2 separate regions of the Homo sapiens genome follow, and region 1 is linked to region 2. A link is a loop called in an ENCODE intact Hi-C map of the cell type or tissue named here. Cell type or tissue: HepG2. All regions are shown on one strand. Links, peaks and the distances in the headings refer to the core of each region. The heading gives the core; the rest is flanking DNA.

What was found. A loop is a pair of places that touch in the nucleus more often than their neighbours do. Peaks named below come from ENCODE experiments on the same cell type or tissue, not always from the same donor. Only the 100,000 strongest peaks of a DNase experiment are listed, where the experiment ranks them.
Region 1: a loop joins it to region 2, with 2.9 times the contacts of the local background. A loop is called at or near these places in 2 of 110 quality-filtered maps.

What each region holds. Positions count from the first base shown.
Region 1 is chr2:68,027,631-68,035,971 of GRCh38, reverse strand. No RefSeq gene overlaps it. Among named protein-coding and RNA genes, the nearest start is that of C1D, 31 kb to the left of the region's middle. In HepG2, for the core only: a CTCF peak has its summit at 4,237 (motif pointing right); a DNase peak (open chromatin) is centred at 4,251.
Region 2 is chr2:68,287,461-68,295,801 of GRCh38, reverse strand. CNRIP1 (cannabinoid receptor interacting protein 1) reads left to right here. Exons shown (of 3, transcript NM_015463.3): 3 at 1,776-2,792. The coding sequence ends at 1,940. The region is part of intron 1 of PPP3R1-AS1 (PPP3R1 and CNRIP1 antisense RNA 1); the gene reads right to left. Among named protein-coding and RNA genes, the nearest start is that of CNRIP1, 28 kb to the left of the region's middle. RefSeq lists a silencer at 88-187. In HepG2, for the core only: a CTCF peak has its summit at 3,476; a DNase peak (open chromatin) is centred at 3,471; H3K27me3 peaks cover 366 bases.

The DNA of each region.
Region 1 (8,341 bases), core at 243-8,242, 260 kb after region 2:
TGAATACGAGTTATTTAGTTACTGAAATTTTAAGCAATAAAACATTTCAGTGATGGAGAAATAATATAAGAATACTTAAATGTGGTAGCAAATATTTCATTATCATATATATACATATATATAGTCTGTGAGCATTAACTATTTTTCCTAAATTTGGGCTCAGTTTACTTTTAGACAAGTTGCCTTCCAGATATAGTTAGAGAATAAGAACTCTTATTTGGAAGTAGGTCTCTTCCAAATCTGCCTTCCATGGTATTTTGAAACTTCTGAATCTTACCAAGATAAGTTTAGACACCGCAACAGTAGGGTTATCATATGTAAATGATAGTGTGATTTTTGCTTGAATGTCTTAATAATGCTAAATTGAAAGGGATTTTTATTGTACCTAATTTTCATCAGGGGAGGTTAGTTTGTAGGAAATGTGTTTATAATCTGTTGTCTCACTGGAACCTAACTGGATTATAATGGAAATTGAATATTACTAAATATTACACATTGTCAAAGATGTCGCAAAATGTAACATCATTTTAGAATTTGTCCTAAGAACAATTGAAATTTGGGTTTATAGAATTGGAATTGCCAGATTTTATCTATCACCTTTTAAAATTTGTAGACAACACTAATAAAGGCTAACCTAATAATTTCTTAATTATTGATACCACTTAAAATTTTATTTTAGCAAAAGTTATTTGAGGTTTCCCAGCTACATGATGTTGTGTAAATACATAACGTTAGAAATACCTGTAATTAAATTTTATTCTTTCAGCTAGGCATTTACAGTAACTTAACATAATTAAAATATATACCTTTTTTTTTCTTTTTTTCTTTTTGAGACGGAGTCTCACTCTTTCCCAGGCTAGAATGCAGTGGTGTGGTCTTGGCTCACTGCAACCTCCACCTCCCGGTTCAAGCAGTTCTCCTGCCTCAGCCTCCTGAGTAGCTGGGATTACAGGTGCCCACCACCATGCCCGGCTAAGTTTTGTATTTTTAGTAGAGACAAGGTTTCACCATGTTGGCCAGGCTGGTCTTGAACTCCTGACCTCAGGTGATCCATCTGCCTTGGCCTCCCAAAGTGCTGGGATTACAGGTGTAAGCCACCACACCCAGCCTAAAATATGTAACATTGAAAAAAAGATGTTAAAAGCATCTTTTGGAAATAGTGGTAATGTATGTGTAAGTCCTTTTGTGGTAGGTACTATGTACAACTTAATACATATCTTAAAGTTTGGTTTGCTAAGCTTAATTGTTATGTACTGCCTTGAAATTTACAGAAACTATTCTATAATTGTGTGAGATTTTTTGTTTTTGCCTGTATTCCTCTTCCCCTTTGTATATAATTAAAAAAATTAATTAGTAAACTTTATTTTTAGGGCAATTTTAGGTTCACAGCAAGTTCCTGTAGACCCCAGTCCCCACACAGCCACAAGCTTCTCCGGTAACAACATCATATATCATAATGGCACATTTATTACAACTGATGAACCTACATGGACACATCATAATCACACAAACTTTATCATTTACGTTAGGGGTCACTCTCAGTGTTGTACGTTCCATGGTTTGGACAAATATATAATGACATGTACCCACCGTTGCAGTATCATATAGTATTTTCACTGAGCTCCACTTATTCATCCCTCTCCCCACTCCCACCTCTGCCAACCACTGACCTTTTTACTGTCTTCATAATTTTTCCTTTTCTAGAATGTCATATGGAATCATACAGTATGTAACTTTTTCAGATTGGCTTCTTTCAGTTAATAATTGCATTTCAGTTTCCTCCATGTCTTTTTATGACTTGATAGCTCATTTCTTTTTAGCACTAAGAAGTATTCCATTGTCCAGGTGTACCACCAGTTTATATATCCTTCACTTACTGAAGGACACCTTGGTTCCTTCTAAGTTTTGGCAAATATGAATAAAGCTGCTGTAAACATCATGTGTAGGTTTTTGTGTGGACGTAAGTTTTCAATTCTTTTGGGCAAATACTAAGAGGTGCAACTGCTAGATTCTATGTTAAGAGTATTTTCAGTTTTGTAACTGCCAAACTGTCCTTCAAAGTGGCTATACCATTTTGCATTCCCAACATCAGTGAATGCAAGTTGCCATTGCACCTCCTCCTCACCAGCATTCAGTTGTGCTGTAATTTGTTTTTCAAGATTTTGTTTATAGGTTCTGCCATACGTTTTTGCAGAGATTTAAAAATATGATGTAAATGATCAAATGAGATGTAGAAAAATCTTAAATTTCTTAATAAGAAAATTGGAAAGGAGCTAGGGTCTGGCTCCTGAGATGCTGGGAAATAGAACGTTTCATTCGGAATAAACTTGGACTTTAACTTAAAATGCATCTTGAAATTCTTTGAATTCCCTGACTCATTGGAAGACATTTTCAATATATCCAACTTCCTAAAAGACAAAGAGTAAGAATCCTCTTCCACGGTTAGATATTTTTGTCAGAGATAAATAAGAAATGCTTCTTAATATGTGACTTGGAAAGTATAATTGAATTTACTGAGGTCTTGTTTTTGATGCCCTTCTTACTAATTGTTTTAAATATTTTTGCTTTTTATTATGATAAAGTGAATAAAGTGGAATAAGTGAGATCTTAAAATTCCCACTGGATTGTCGTTTTCACATCTGGAACCCAGGCGCAATGTTTACTTTTTTTGTACCAGTCTCTGTAACTAAAGTATAGGTTATTAAATTTAATAAATGATTTACAACTGAGTAGAAAGATTGTCCAATCATTCCCTCTGCTCTGAATAGTGTTTGTTCTGTGTGTGTGTGTCTGTTAATGCCATGTACGTGTGTGCATGTGGTATATATGCATTTATGGCAGCTAACACTGAGTCTTTGCCAGGCACTGTGTTCCTCATTTGTCATCTACACAAGAAGCCAATTGAGGTGGGTATTATTTTCTGTTTACAGGTAAAGCTATCAAGGCTCAGAGAGGTTAGGCCTTGCCCAAGATTATGCGGTTAGTGAGGCTAGGATGTGGGGCCATTCTGGAGGCTCCGCCTTAACCACTGTTTTCTTCCCTTTAAGCCTAATTACTGGCCGAGGAGCTACATGGAGGAGGTTTTACCGGAGGAGACGACCTAGGTCAGTCATGAATTCTATTTGCTGATTGGCCAAACTTGCTCTGAATTTTCAAACACTTATCTAGCTGGTTTCAGTTTGGGTTAGTGTGGTGTCAGTGTTACACCTGCATACCGACTTCATAATTTGGAGCCACATCACATTTTTTATGGTGTGCTCTATTGCTAGTGTCAGCAATAGAAAAATTCTGACTAGCTTTTTTTTGTTTGTTTTTTTGTAAATTTTGAGACAGAGTCTCACTCTGTCACCCAGGCTGGAGTGCAGTGAAGTGATCTCAGCTCACCGCAACCTCCGCCTCCTGGGCTCCAGCGATTCTCATGCCTCAGTCTCATGAGTAGCTGGGATTACAGGCACGCACCACCATGGCTGGCTAAGTTTTGTGTTTTTAGTAGAGATTGGGTTTCACCATGTTGGCCAGGCTGGTCTTGAACTCCTGGCCCCAAGTAATCTGTCCGCCTGTGTCTCCCAAAGTCCTGGGGTTACAGGCGTGAGCCACCATGCCTGGCCCTGAATAGCCATTTTTGATAATGTTTGGCAGTTTATCCTCCAGCTTAGACCATCTTAAAACTATTCAAGAAACATAGTATTGATACACCTGGTTATATTTCTCAAAAATAATTCTTACCTTAAACTTACGAATTCTCCCTCTCCCTCCAACTCCTGTTCACCGCTATGTAAAACTGCTCTTTATAGAAAGTAAGAAATCCCCACACCAGGAGACAATTGGCTAAATTACACTCAACTGCAAAAAAGTTTGCACTGTGCTTCCCCGCTTGTGATTATAATTAGCATTTTAATGAATCAGTTAATAAAAAAGCTGTGGTAAGCAAGTGTTTCCTGAGTGCCTACTAAGTGCTGATGCCCAGCTAGCCTGTGACAATGGGAGAGTGAAGTTCAGTGTCCCCACTCTTGCTTGAACTTACAATCTAAGGGAGGTTTTCCCTCAATCTTCATGCAACACAGAGGAACATTTTATAATGTAACTATCCCATTTAAAACTTATCACTTTCAACAATTTGGTTTTTCATGCTTTAGGCTTTCTTAAAGGTGTACATGTGTCTCTTTCATACCCATATATGTTTCTGTCTCATGTTAGATTTATCATCATTGCATTTATCAATCAGAACCACTGGATGGCAGCAAAAGAACATAGGAGATTTTCTATCGTGCCTTTGTGTACACAAAAATGAAGTGAAAGCTATTCTTTGTATTTCATGCATGGTGGAAAGAAAATGATACAGTGATTAAAACTTGACAGCTATCTACAGCAGATGAAACCCCAGCAGATCTCATGACTAAATATTAATATATGTTACCCTAAGTGTGAAAAGTTAAATTTATGCTTTATTATTACCAAAGCCATACTGTAAATTTCTCCTTTTTCAGTTTCTTTTAGTCACAAAAATGTCTTCCAAGATTTCTATGCAATAGTGGTATTTATAATGGTAAAGAAAAAATCCAAGTCAGATACTAAGAACTTGTGAAGAGAGACTTTGAATGACAAGGGACAATGGAAAAGAGTCCCTTTCCTTGATAGCCTGTTTTAAAGAGCATTCTTAGAGAAAAATCAGAGTTTGGAGAGACCCTGTTCATAGACAAGAGTTTTTCATTTTTCTTTTAAAAAATCACTTAGCAAGCAGATTTTAAGTAATATGAGCCTCTGAAGATTTCATACCATTTCTATAAATGTACAATGGCTTAGTTCCAAACTGAGTACCATATATAGCTCAATACATACAATAAATCTCTCAAACTAAAAAGGTGAAATAGTAATGAAGCAGCAATGAGGTAAAAAATACTTTTTAATTTGATTTCAGTGCAGAAATTTGAAATCTGTTTAGTTGAAAATAGAGCTTCCTATTTCTCCCAAGTATTTTTCAAGCTTATTTGCTTACTTTAAAAGAATCTTTTAATTTTTGGAAAAAAATATATTTAACTTAACTTAAAACCTCTAAATGAGTTACAAAAAATAAGTGCGGAATGGAGAAGTTGCTTTTGTCCAGAGAGCTGAGTTTTGAACGCAGCGAAGGTATTATCATTCTGGGGCTTATTCTTGGAGGGTTATGGAAGAGCAGAGTTTGTGTTTCTTCCCCTGTTGAGCTTGGGGCCTTCTGGGTTACTTGGAGCCTGAACCCTTCTTGATTTATTTCTTGTTGGCAACATTATCATTGCTTTTTGATGTATGTATGATATGGATCAGTGGGCTTTATGTAATTTGATTCTTAATGGAAATAAAGTTTGGGAAAAGAGGTAAGTCCTCCCCCAACGCCCTGCAACAAGGTATATGGCCATCAGAGCCTCGATGTTCACTTTCCTTTAATAGTACTCAAGATGCTTCAGCAGTATTTATAGGTACTGAGACCTGGACCCCCAATCTGAAACTATAGTTGAACATCATCCTGGGCTTGGACTCTGGCCATCAATATCTACTAAAACCAAGAACAAGGAGAGATAAGTAATTCTTATCCTCACCATTCCTTCTCTTTGGAGATTTATTTTATTTTATTTTATTTTGAGGGGGGGCTAGGAGGAGGAACATTTTTATTGTCTTAATGCAAGATAGATTTGTGTGAAGCGTATTTAGTTTCTTCAGAAACTATGTAGAGTCACTATGCTGAAAGAGTCTAATTTGCTATTTCTACTAGTTCAGAGTATTTGGGGACAGAGGTCTGTAAATCCTCTTGGAAATTTTCTAGAAAAGAAATTTCTATGCCCTTCTTCAGTAATGATCACTTGTAATTCCCCCCATACCTATCATTTTGTCACATTATTTCATTTGTATTAGCTATCTATTAACAGAAATTATAAATATAATGAGAAAAAAATCATTTTGAAAGTCAGTGATTGTAAAACTAAAGGGTAAAACCACATATAATTTGTATGTGTCTTTACAGACCATAGAGGCCTATCCATCAAGTTGCAGGATTTACTTTGTTCCAGATTTATTATTTTTATGGCTCTTTTAAATTTCACTGAATTTTGTGATCTAGCCTTAAATCATGATTCCTAAAATACATCTTCAGGTAAATATCTTGGTAGAATATTTTTTAGTATGAATTGTAGAACATCAGAAAGAACATTACAACACAGCTTTGACTTTTTCGTTCCGTCGGTGACTATTGACTTTGAAAAGATCACAGAAACTAGGCGTACATTTCTCCATCTATAAAGCAGGTAAAACCATGCTAATTTTCCTCCATTGCCTATACAAACTCAAATGAAAAGAAGTCATGTTTTCAGAAGAAAATGGTATTTAAAATGTTAGGTTGGTGGTAGTAAAATTAAGATGACATTTTACATCAAAACTGGGCAAATTGAATGAAAGTTTCTCTTCTAGTTTTTTCTCTATTTTGTTTTGTCTCGAATAAGATTTCTGAGTTAATAGATGAAGAGGTCATTAGGGGGAAGTTAGAGTTCTCAGATCTTGCATTTGTAAGGTTCTTTGGCTGAAACCTGACCCTAGAGTCTTACCAATTCTGTGTGGACAGCTAAGGTTTTGCTAGGTGGTTTGAGACCATGGCCCAATCCTTGAAGGAGTCAGGTAGTGAAAAATTTCTAACAAAAGAAAAGGACTTTATCTTATATGAGAGAGTGTCAGCCCTTCTGTAATTCATTTAGAGAAAGAAGCCCACACCATAAAGAACAGAGTCCCCATTTTTGCTACTAATGGAAATTGTCCCTCTTGACTAGAGCAATGCAGAGAGCAGTGGCTGTCAGCTCTAGCTCCACATCACTCCGAGAGCTTAAAAAATATCCCCATGACCAGGCCCCACTCCAGACCAACAAATCAGACTTCCTGGGGATGGCGCAGGCATCATCATTCATTGAAGCTCCTCAGCATATGGTATTGTGCTTCCGAGGTTGAGAACCACTGATCTAGAGACTGCAGTAGATAATAACTTGGCAAAAGGCTTACACAACAGAAACGTTTTTTAACGTCCATTACTTTGTCTTTAGTTGCGTTATCTTACTTTTCCAAAAGGGGATCTGTAAGTTGAAGACAAACAAAAAATACACTAGGAAAGAAGTGCTGAAAATGTTGTCAGCTAGCCATGGTCTTCCCTGGTACAATCCTAACTTTGCTGTGAAGGAAGGGATGCTTCCCTCTTTCCTTCCAGCCTATTTATTATGCTATTAAAGAAACATAAAAATGAACATAAGGTTCATCTGAACCATCTCAGATACTGCTAATTTCTTATAGACATAAAATAGTCTTCCTAACTTGAAATGAGCCTATTTCATGATTATAGGTCTTCAGAAATTGGTATTTTCTCTATTCTGTCTGAAATGATAAAAAGAAAAGAAACCCCAGACCTCAAAACGTTCAAAAAATTTAACAAAATTATTTGTATATACACACCAGTGAAAACACATTCAGAAGCTATTAGTTATAGAATCAAAATGCTCAATTTCATTGTATGCTACACAAAAGATTGACCTGGGAGACAGAAATGGATTCTGGACTTGAGTTGGCCTTAGCTAGCTGGGACCTTAAAACTTTCCTTAACATTCACTCAACTTTCATTTCCTCACTTAAAAGGGCATCTATGACTCTGGCAAGCCAGATACCTTATCTGTTACATCTACAATCCTTATCCAATTCTCAAATGAACCCTGCTGTAGAAACAAGTTCCAATTAGCCATAGACTTGCTTTAGAAATATTCCAACCACAGGTCATAATTTTTGCTGGGTGAGTAGAAAAGAATGTTGATGTCATTTACTATCAGTTGCATTTGTCCCCTTTTATGAGGAAGATAATGCAGACATTGGATTAAATTTCAAGGCTGTCTTAAAAAGACACATTACACAGAGAACTGGGAAATATTGTTTTCACTGATTATGTTACAGACAGTAATGTTTAACATGGCACATAAATCAGCAAAGTAAATGAGCAAGAGTCTGATATTTTTTAAAAGGAACTTTGTATTCTACTTGTATGTTTGATATATAGTTGGTGCTCAACAAATGTTTGTTAAATGGTGAATGAATTTGTAAGGTTAAAAAGCAATTTCTTAGTCTCAAACACTAACTTGAAGAGGTTCTAAAGATCAAAGTTTTCTGATCATAAAATACATTTTTTATTTAAATCAGATTTCTTAAATGGTTAAAATTTGAATACAGCAAAATTGGAAAAACTCATTATTGGACAGGAATGGCAATTTTGAATTAGATAGTGCTTGAGCTACTATACTTATGTAATGATTTTGAAAATTTAAAATAGTTACACAAGCTTTGAAAT
Region 2 (8,341 bases), core at 13-8,012:
AAGATACAGAATGCTTCCATCACCCCTAAAAAGTTCCCTCTTGCACATTTGCATCAGTTCCCCTTCTCACCCTAGGCTCTAGATAACCACAGATGTTTCCTGTCAGTGTAGGTTACATTCTGTCACTATATAGATGGATTCATACAGCATGTACTTTGGGGGCCTAGATTATTTTGCTTAGCATGTCTTTGAGATCCATCCCTGTTGCTGCTTGAATCAGCATGTCTTCCTTTATTGTTCAGCAAAAGGCCATTTTATAAATATACCAAAACTTGCTTATCAACATGTGAATAAACATTTGGGTCAATTCCAACCTGGGGCTATTGTGAATAAAGCTGCTGTATGCTTATATAGGTCTTTAAGCCATGACTCTCTAAAAAGAGGTAATCCACTTTCATACCTGGGAGGTCTGTGGACTCTAGGTATATCATCCACTATTTCAAATCAAGCAAATTTCCCAGAGGAAAGCCTAGATCTTGTTTTGGGATCAAATTAGCAGGATGAGGCAATGGTGCAAGATATAATTTTGAGAGCATCTTGGAAAGCTATCTGGAAAGCACCTGATCACCCTCCTCCTGTATCAGCAAGAAGCATAAGACTCCTAATGCTCACTGCCTTCCTCTGTCCACGTCTTCTGGCTCCAGACAAGTCTAAGAGTCCTGCCAAGTCAGTCCCTGTCCCCTCCCATGACAGGGGAGGGTCAGAGGAGAAAATAACGACAGGCATCATGCAGTTTAATGCCAGATCCCCTAAATAGCTCCAGAAGGCAGTAGCAGGGTCAGGCTACCCCACAGGCCACTTGAGCATCTGCCCAGTGGCCTCCAGGGTATTCCAGGTACTCTTCTCAGCTGCAAGAGAAATGTGTACTTTATACCTCAGGAGAGTTCTGTGCAGTGATTTACAGGGCCTACCTTCTGGAAGTAGAATGCTAACTTCTTAAGAGCAACAATCCTGCCTTATACGAATTTTTATACATGCAAGGTACATAGCAGATACTCAAATATGGTTCTGGGTAATGTATAATCTAAGCCCAAGATGTAGGCATGGACTCCTGACTTATAAGTATTCAATGTTTAATAGTTAAAATATGGCCTTTAACACTTCCAATGAAATATTTTCAGTTATCACTTTGAAATATTTTTCTTTGGAATTGAAACTAATGATGGAAATTTTATGTAGATGTATTGTAGACAGGTTGTTTTGTACCATTGTATTTTGAGAAAAGCCAGTAAACTTTATTCCTTCTCTTCCCTTCGCCATTCCCCTTCTGTAGCAGGGACCATTTGGGGGATGAACATGGGGGTTTGTTTTAGAGACAGAATCTTGCTTTGTTGTTCAGGCTATTCTGGAACCCCTGGCTTCAAGCTAGCATCCTGCCTCAGCCTGGGATTACAGGGGTGAACCACTGCACCTGGCCAGCAGGGGCCATTTTAGAGTAAGCTTTAAAATTCTAAGTTTTCAAAAAATTAAACTTGAAAAACAAGATAAACTTTGCAGTTATTTTTATTAAAAGCAATATGATAGCGAGTGGCACGTTTGCAATGGGAATCAGATTTTATAGAGAAGAATGGTTTACAGACAGCTTTTTAGGAAAATATCTCCCATCATAAAGGAGGGAGCTAGACCACTAAAGGAAAGCCTTCCGAGCCTTGCAGACCAAGAGAATCTGGACTGGGTCTGCTTGATTATCCAGGAGCTACATCACTAATGTTAGCTCTCATCTATTGCTCGTGGCAGAATGAGGTTTTTTATCAGGCATGTTTCTCTTCCCTCAGTTCACAGACATTGGGACCTTCGAGACAGTGTGGCAAGTCAAGTTCTACAATTACCACAAGCGGGATCACTGCCAGTGGGGAAGCCCCTTCTCTGTCATTGAGTATGAATGCAAGCCCAACGAGACACGCAGTCTGATGTGGGTGAACAAGGAGTCCTTCCTCTGAAAGTGGCTCTTTCTGATGCTACTGGACAATCTTTTCAGAAATCTACTTTTAGATAAACCAGCGCAGGCCTTAAACAAGGCATGCCACACCATTGCTGTTCCCCATCTGGTACTAATGACCTACTAGCCCTGGTTATTTTGAAAGTGTAATTCCCCTCTGACACAATATCCCTCACATACAAGATGGTGATGTACCACTCCCGAGAATATTCCCATCTGTATTTTGTGCTGATGTTCCTGCATCCAGTTGTTCTCGGTCATACTTTTGACCACTTGTGACTGGAGTTCAGTGGCCCTGGCAGGCTTGTCCTGCTCTTGACCATTCCACTGACTAACTTTGGTGTTTTGTTTCCAAGTTAAGTGATTCCTCCTTTTTTTTGTTCAATGTTAAATTTAAAAATAACAATGTGTATGGGTCCTCCCATGTGTAATATGGTAACATGTAACTTGCAGTGTTTGCCAGCTTTCAAAGCAGGCTTTGTGAAAATGTAATACAAACAGCAGTGAATGGGACTCAAATGTTGTGCTTCCTATAAACAGCTCCGCTCTTTCAGGGAAGGATGGTAACAAACTAGAAGGACAAATATGTACGTATTTATAACGTATTAAAACTCTTTTAAGTAGCTTAAGGTATTGTGCAATGGCCTAGCCTAGTAGAAATGGGGGAAAAGCATTGCTGTGGACCATTGTTAAAGTGACAGGAGTTGTAGGGTTACCCCTTTGACAAGCTTCCATAGTCTTCAGACACGCACATTGATGGCATCCCTACAGTCTTCTTCACTTGAACTTTGTAAAACTGCATATGGACCTGTAATCAACTTTTGATATTTCTTAATAAAGGCGTTGAAAATCATGCCCTGACTTGCATTCTTAATTTGGGCAATAATTATCTAGCAGGTGAATCCCTGCTCTAGGCCAGCTTCACTCAGGCCTGTATGCTACAGGATGACGGGGATGTATCCGGAGTAGAATTAGCACACCTATTCATGAATCAAGCCTGACCTTTTAGCAGGATTGCTCCAGCCAAGTTTAACAGGGCTAGCACAGGCCCAGGTGCTTGGCGGGCAATCAAAAAATGCTTGTACCTATCTCGCTCCATTACTCTTTCTGTGGTGACCCCTCCCCAGTTGGTGAGCTATGTGACTCAGTAGCAGGAGAGCAATGGTGCTATAATAGTGTGTGTACATCATGGTTGAGGCCTCCTTGCCTACTTCCAGCACCTTGCACAAAGCCCATATACCATACAGTTTAAGGATAAATTCCATAAGAAGGAAGTGAACTTCCTCTTGAAAAGTAACATGCTATTTTCCAATAATGTAATATTTACTTGGGCAGCACAAATCCTATAGTATTGGAAAAAGTTCGTTGGGGATTGTTTGTTTTTGCTACCTGTAAACCCTTCTTATAAGAAAATGCAAGCTACTGGGAGTATTTTTAAAAGTTGATTCATTGTAGAACTGAATTTGAAAGGCTGGCACTCAACACCTTTTCTACCTCCAAATCGCTTACCTGCAGTGATGCTGTACAGCCACCAGGGAACAGCAATGCCTTGCCTTTGGGGATCATAAATGATGTTAAAGGAGTGTAACATGTTTCTCAATAAGCTTGTGTTTTTTGTTTGTTTTTTTGTTTTTTTTTAAAGTCTTCATTACAATTGCTAAAACGTAAGTACTAACCCATTCCTAATGACTATTTTTTAAAACCAACACTCAATTATTTGAACAGACATTGAGATATTTAAAACAATGGATTTACTACAGAGGTTTTTCTTCCAGAATATCCAATAGAAATGCAGAGTGAATAAAAGATTTAAAATAAAAAGTGGGAACTACACAATTTAATATTTACTAATTTGATTAGTAAATATTTTCACTGGTGAAACAGGTTTTCAAGCCAGGGACTAGAGCTTGAGTATTTGTGTTGAGGGTGGAGACATTATCATGACTTTTGCAATAATCCACTCTTTTTTTTTTTTTTTTTTTTTGAGATGGAGTCTCACTCTGTCACCCAGACTGGAGTGCAGTGGCATGATCTTGTCTCACTGCAACCTCCACCTCCCAGGTTCAAGCAATTCTCCTGCCTCAGCCTCCTGAGTAGCTGGGATTACGGGCGTGTGCTACCACGCTCAGCTAATTTTTATATTTTTAGTAGAGATGGGGTTTCACCATGTTGGTCAAGCTGTTCTCAAACTCCTGACCTCGTGATCTACCTGCCTTGGCCTCCCAAAGGGCTGGGATTACAGGCGTGAGCCACTACGCTGGGCCCATACTTTTTTTTTTCTTTTTTAACTAAAGGCTTTATTTAGAGTTTGAAATGAGTCAAAGCAGACTTGGAGGAAACATGTCCTGGGATAGCTGCGCTGTTATCAGTGTCCCACAAACGAGCCAGAAGATGAGCCCTGGCAGAGCACCTGGAGCGTGGGAGTCCTGCTCACATCCTGGATGGTCACCACACCTTTCTCTGCCTCAGTTTGCTTATCTCTAAAATGAAGGGTTAGACTAGTAGAATTCTGAAGCCTTTTAAGAGTTATGGTTTGTTCCTCTATTTTATACTCCTTTAAAAAAAAAAGGGGAAAGTGTGTGTGCATATCTGTCTATGTCGTATGTGTATGTGTTTCCTTAGGGCCAGAAGTAAGGTTGAATCAAGGGAGTTGGGGAGGAGATGGAGATGAAGTAACAGAAAAACTTAACAGCTAATCTGCACGTTAAGTGATCGCTCCTGGCATATACTGTTCTACTTATGATTGGGCTCCAGCCCAGTCTCTCTGGCTACTTCTCACATAGCTCTCCTCCTACTCCAAAATTTGAGTGCTCAGCTATATCGAGCTGCTGAGTTGTAACTTTGCCCCTCAGCCATCTGGAAGGGCTATTTTTATACAAGTTGTAGCCACGTCTCTCTACCTCCAAGCATCAGATGGCTACCCAGAAGCTTGAGGAACTAGGCCATCCTTCCAATTATGATGATGACTAAAACACTTTTGAACAGGTGGAAGAATAGAAATGCCTTGAGTTTATATTTTGTGACACCTCGCTTACTGAGAAGTCACTTATCCAGCCATTTAAACTATCTGGATCACAGTTAAGAACAGAAAACATGCCAAAAAATAAAGATCCCTGTCACAGATGTCACCAAGTCCATTCACTAAAGGCTCGGGTCTTCTCCCAAGGCCTCTTGACTCCTGTTTTAGACACAATTCTAACATGTGGGGTGATCTGGTTTCTGACTCTTATGAAATTGGAAGTAGAACATGAAAGGGAAGAAGACAATTTGTAGAGGCAGATATACTGAAAATATTCTTTTTTTTTCAGAGAGGACAGAGAAAACTATAAAAAGCAGACAAAGTAAATCAAAAGAACAGTAGATGGGGACAACTGTATCCTGTAGGTACATAAATAATCCTGTATTAAACCACAGTAGTTTCTGTATATATCAAATAAAAATTGATAAGCCTAATGATATTCCTGATTCATTTAGAAAGAGGGCCCATTATCATCAGTAATGTATCATGGTTCAGTGTTTAAAAGCTCAGATTCTCCACCAAGCGCAGTGGCTCACGCCTGTAATCCCAGCACTTTGGGAAGCTGAAGCGAGTAGATCACTTCAGGTCAGGAGTTCAAGACCAGCCTGGCCAACATGGCAAAACCCCGTCTCTACTAAAAATGTAAAATTTACCCAGCATGGTGGTGCACGCCTGTAATCCCAGCTACTTGGGAGGCTGAGGAAGGAGAATCACTTGAACCCAGGAGGAGGAGGTTGCAGTGAGCCGGGATCATGCCACTGCACTCCAGCCTGGGCTTCAGAGGAGACTCCTTCTCAAAAAAAAAAAAAAAAAAAAAAAGTTCAGATTCTGGGCAAAAATACCTCAATTTAAATCCCAGCTCAGCTGTTTATTAGCTGTGTGGTCTTAGGCAAGTCACTTAATACCTCTGTGCCTCAATTTTCTCATTTGGAAAATGGAGATAATAGTATTTACCTTGCAGAATGGTTATGAGGATTAAATAAGTTAATGTACATTAAACCTTCAGAACAGTTCCTGGCACATAATATCATTATTTGGTATATTTCATTAAAAAAGAAAGGGAGCCTGGGCACGTTGGCTCATGTCTGTAATCCCAGCACTTTGGGGGGCCAATGCAGGTGGCTCGCTTGAGCCCAGGAGTTTGAGACCAGCCTAGGCAACATGGCCAAACCATGTCTCTATGAAAAACACAAAAATTAGCTGGGCGTGGTGGTGTGCAACTGTGGTCCCAGCTACTCAGGAGACTGAGGTGGAAGGATCTCTTGAGCCCTGGAAGTGGAGGTTGCAGTGAGCTGAGATCCTGCCACTACACTCCAGCCTGGGTGACACAGCAAGACTCTGTCTCAAAAAAAAAGAAAAAAAGAAAAGGAGCGATACATTTTCAAACAAAATTATTTAAAATGCCAAGAGAAAAACTAAAGGAGTTTAAAAAATAAAACTTATTTTCCTAAAATATTCCATGAATGGATTTCAGATAATGGCCAAACGTTATACTCTATTTTGATGCTTGGAAAGGTAAAATTTTTAATTATTTAAAAATAGTTTAAAATAGCATATTTTAAGATATGCTAGAAAGACTTTTTCCACAAACAGCCATCTTAAGTTTCCTATATAAAGACATAGTTTTGAAGAATATACAAACATCAAGACAGAATCAGAAAACTTAAGATTTTCTGATTAAAAAGTCAAGGTCAAGAATGATGTCAATTTCTTTTGTTATTTCTTTTAATCCTCTTAACCACCCTGTGAGGTAGGCAGGATGTGTCATGTCTCCATTTTACAGAGGAAAAATGTCTCAGAGATTCAAAAATAAGGCTCAAATTTAAACAGCTCATTTTATAAGAAGCTACTTTATTTGATCTTTAGTTTTCACATTTATGAAATGGTGATAATAACATTCACTTCACAACATGTGTTAGGATTAAATGATATATCATACGTAAAGCTCCTTGTTTTTCTTCTCCCCATCACTGTTCTCTTGACAAATGTATTTCATTTAAAATCACCTCATTACCTGCCCACTCTCCTGCAGTGTTTGTTTTTATAACCTGGTAGTTTTGCCTTAATTTGTTTGCAGCCTAGTAGGTAACTTGTTTTCCCAAAGAAAGTTTCTGTGGATATATTAATTGTTGCCAACAATTGTTGCCAACAAACAGAAGTATTCAGTTGCTAGAAACTCATTTGCCTATAGTTCTCTTTATAGCAAATTACTTGCATATAATCTTTTCTCTTTGAAGCCATGTTAACTACTATTAGAGCACTAGGTAAGACTAAAATTTTTCCTTAACAAGTAGGGTATTTCATTTCCCACTTGCTAACAAATGAAAAATACAGTATTTTTGGCCCTACGCTAGTACTTTAACAGTAATCCTGACAGGCATTCTAGTCTCTGGTCACAGTGAATTTCTTATTCTCCTGCAGATCTACCAAGTCCAAAGCAGTTTCCTTGCCACTGCACAGCCTGTTCCCTCTGCTTGGAACGCCCTACTCCATTTCCTACCTTGCAAACGCCTTCAAGTGCCAGCTTAAATGTCACTATGAAGTCTTTCCTGACTCCTCTAAAACGTTGAGTCAAGAAAAATATTGAAATATTGTTTACTCAGATATTTTATTATCCTATTTCTGAAAAGCTTTACCACCCTCAACCTAACTTCTGCTTTTCTTAAGATCTCTGGACAGCTTCCACATCTTCTTACTGACTCAGGGAAAATGAGCTGACTCAACAAAAAGGTGATGAGATTCTAGAAAGAGCTGGCTGGCTGGCTGGCTGGCTGGCCGGCCGGCTGCAAACCAGCCAGCAAGAAGTTTGCAATCTGTTAGCCTTTACGGGGTTAGTTCTCCTGCTCCCTTTAAAGGAGACTAAAAGAAGGAAAGTGGATGAGAAAGAAAAAAGTTTCTGAATTCTTTTACTGACATTGCTTCCAGTGAATTTGCCTTGTCACGTTCGTATTATTAATGATAGTCCTAAGGTATGTTATTCTTTGAAGTTTATGAAGTTGTTTATTTTCATCAGGGTAATTACTTGTGCTGCTTACCAAATGTTTCCAGCCCTCCCCCGTCGAGGCACATGATAGGATCTGACCTCCATGGCCTGGGCTAAGGCCATGTGCTGGTAGCTCTGGCCAATGAGTTGTAAGCAGAAGTGACACATGTCATTTCAGGCTGAAATTATCCAACAGTCTGTGCAATGCCAACAGAACTCTCTTTCCCTTTGCCATGGCAAATAGCCACTTTCAAGATGATTGATCACCTTAGGTCCTGGAGTGAGAAGATACGGCATGGAACCCTAGCCACCTTTTGTTGGACCCATAGCATAAGTGAGAAATAAACTTTTCTCCCAATATTTTATCGTGAAAAATGTTGAAATGTATAGAAAAGTTGAA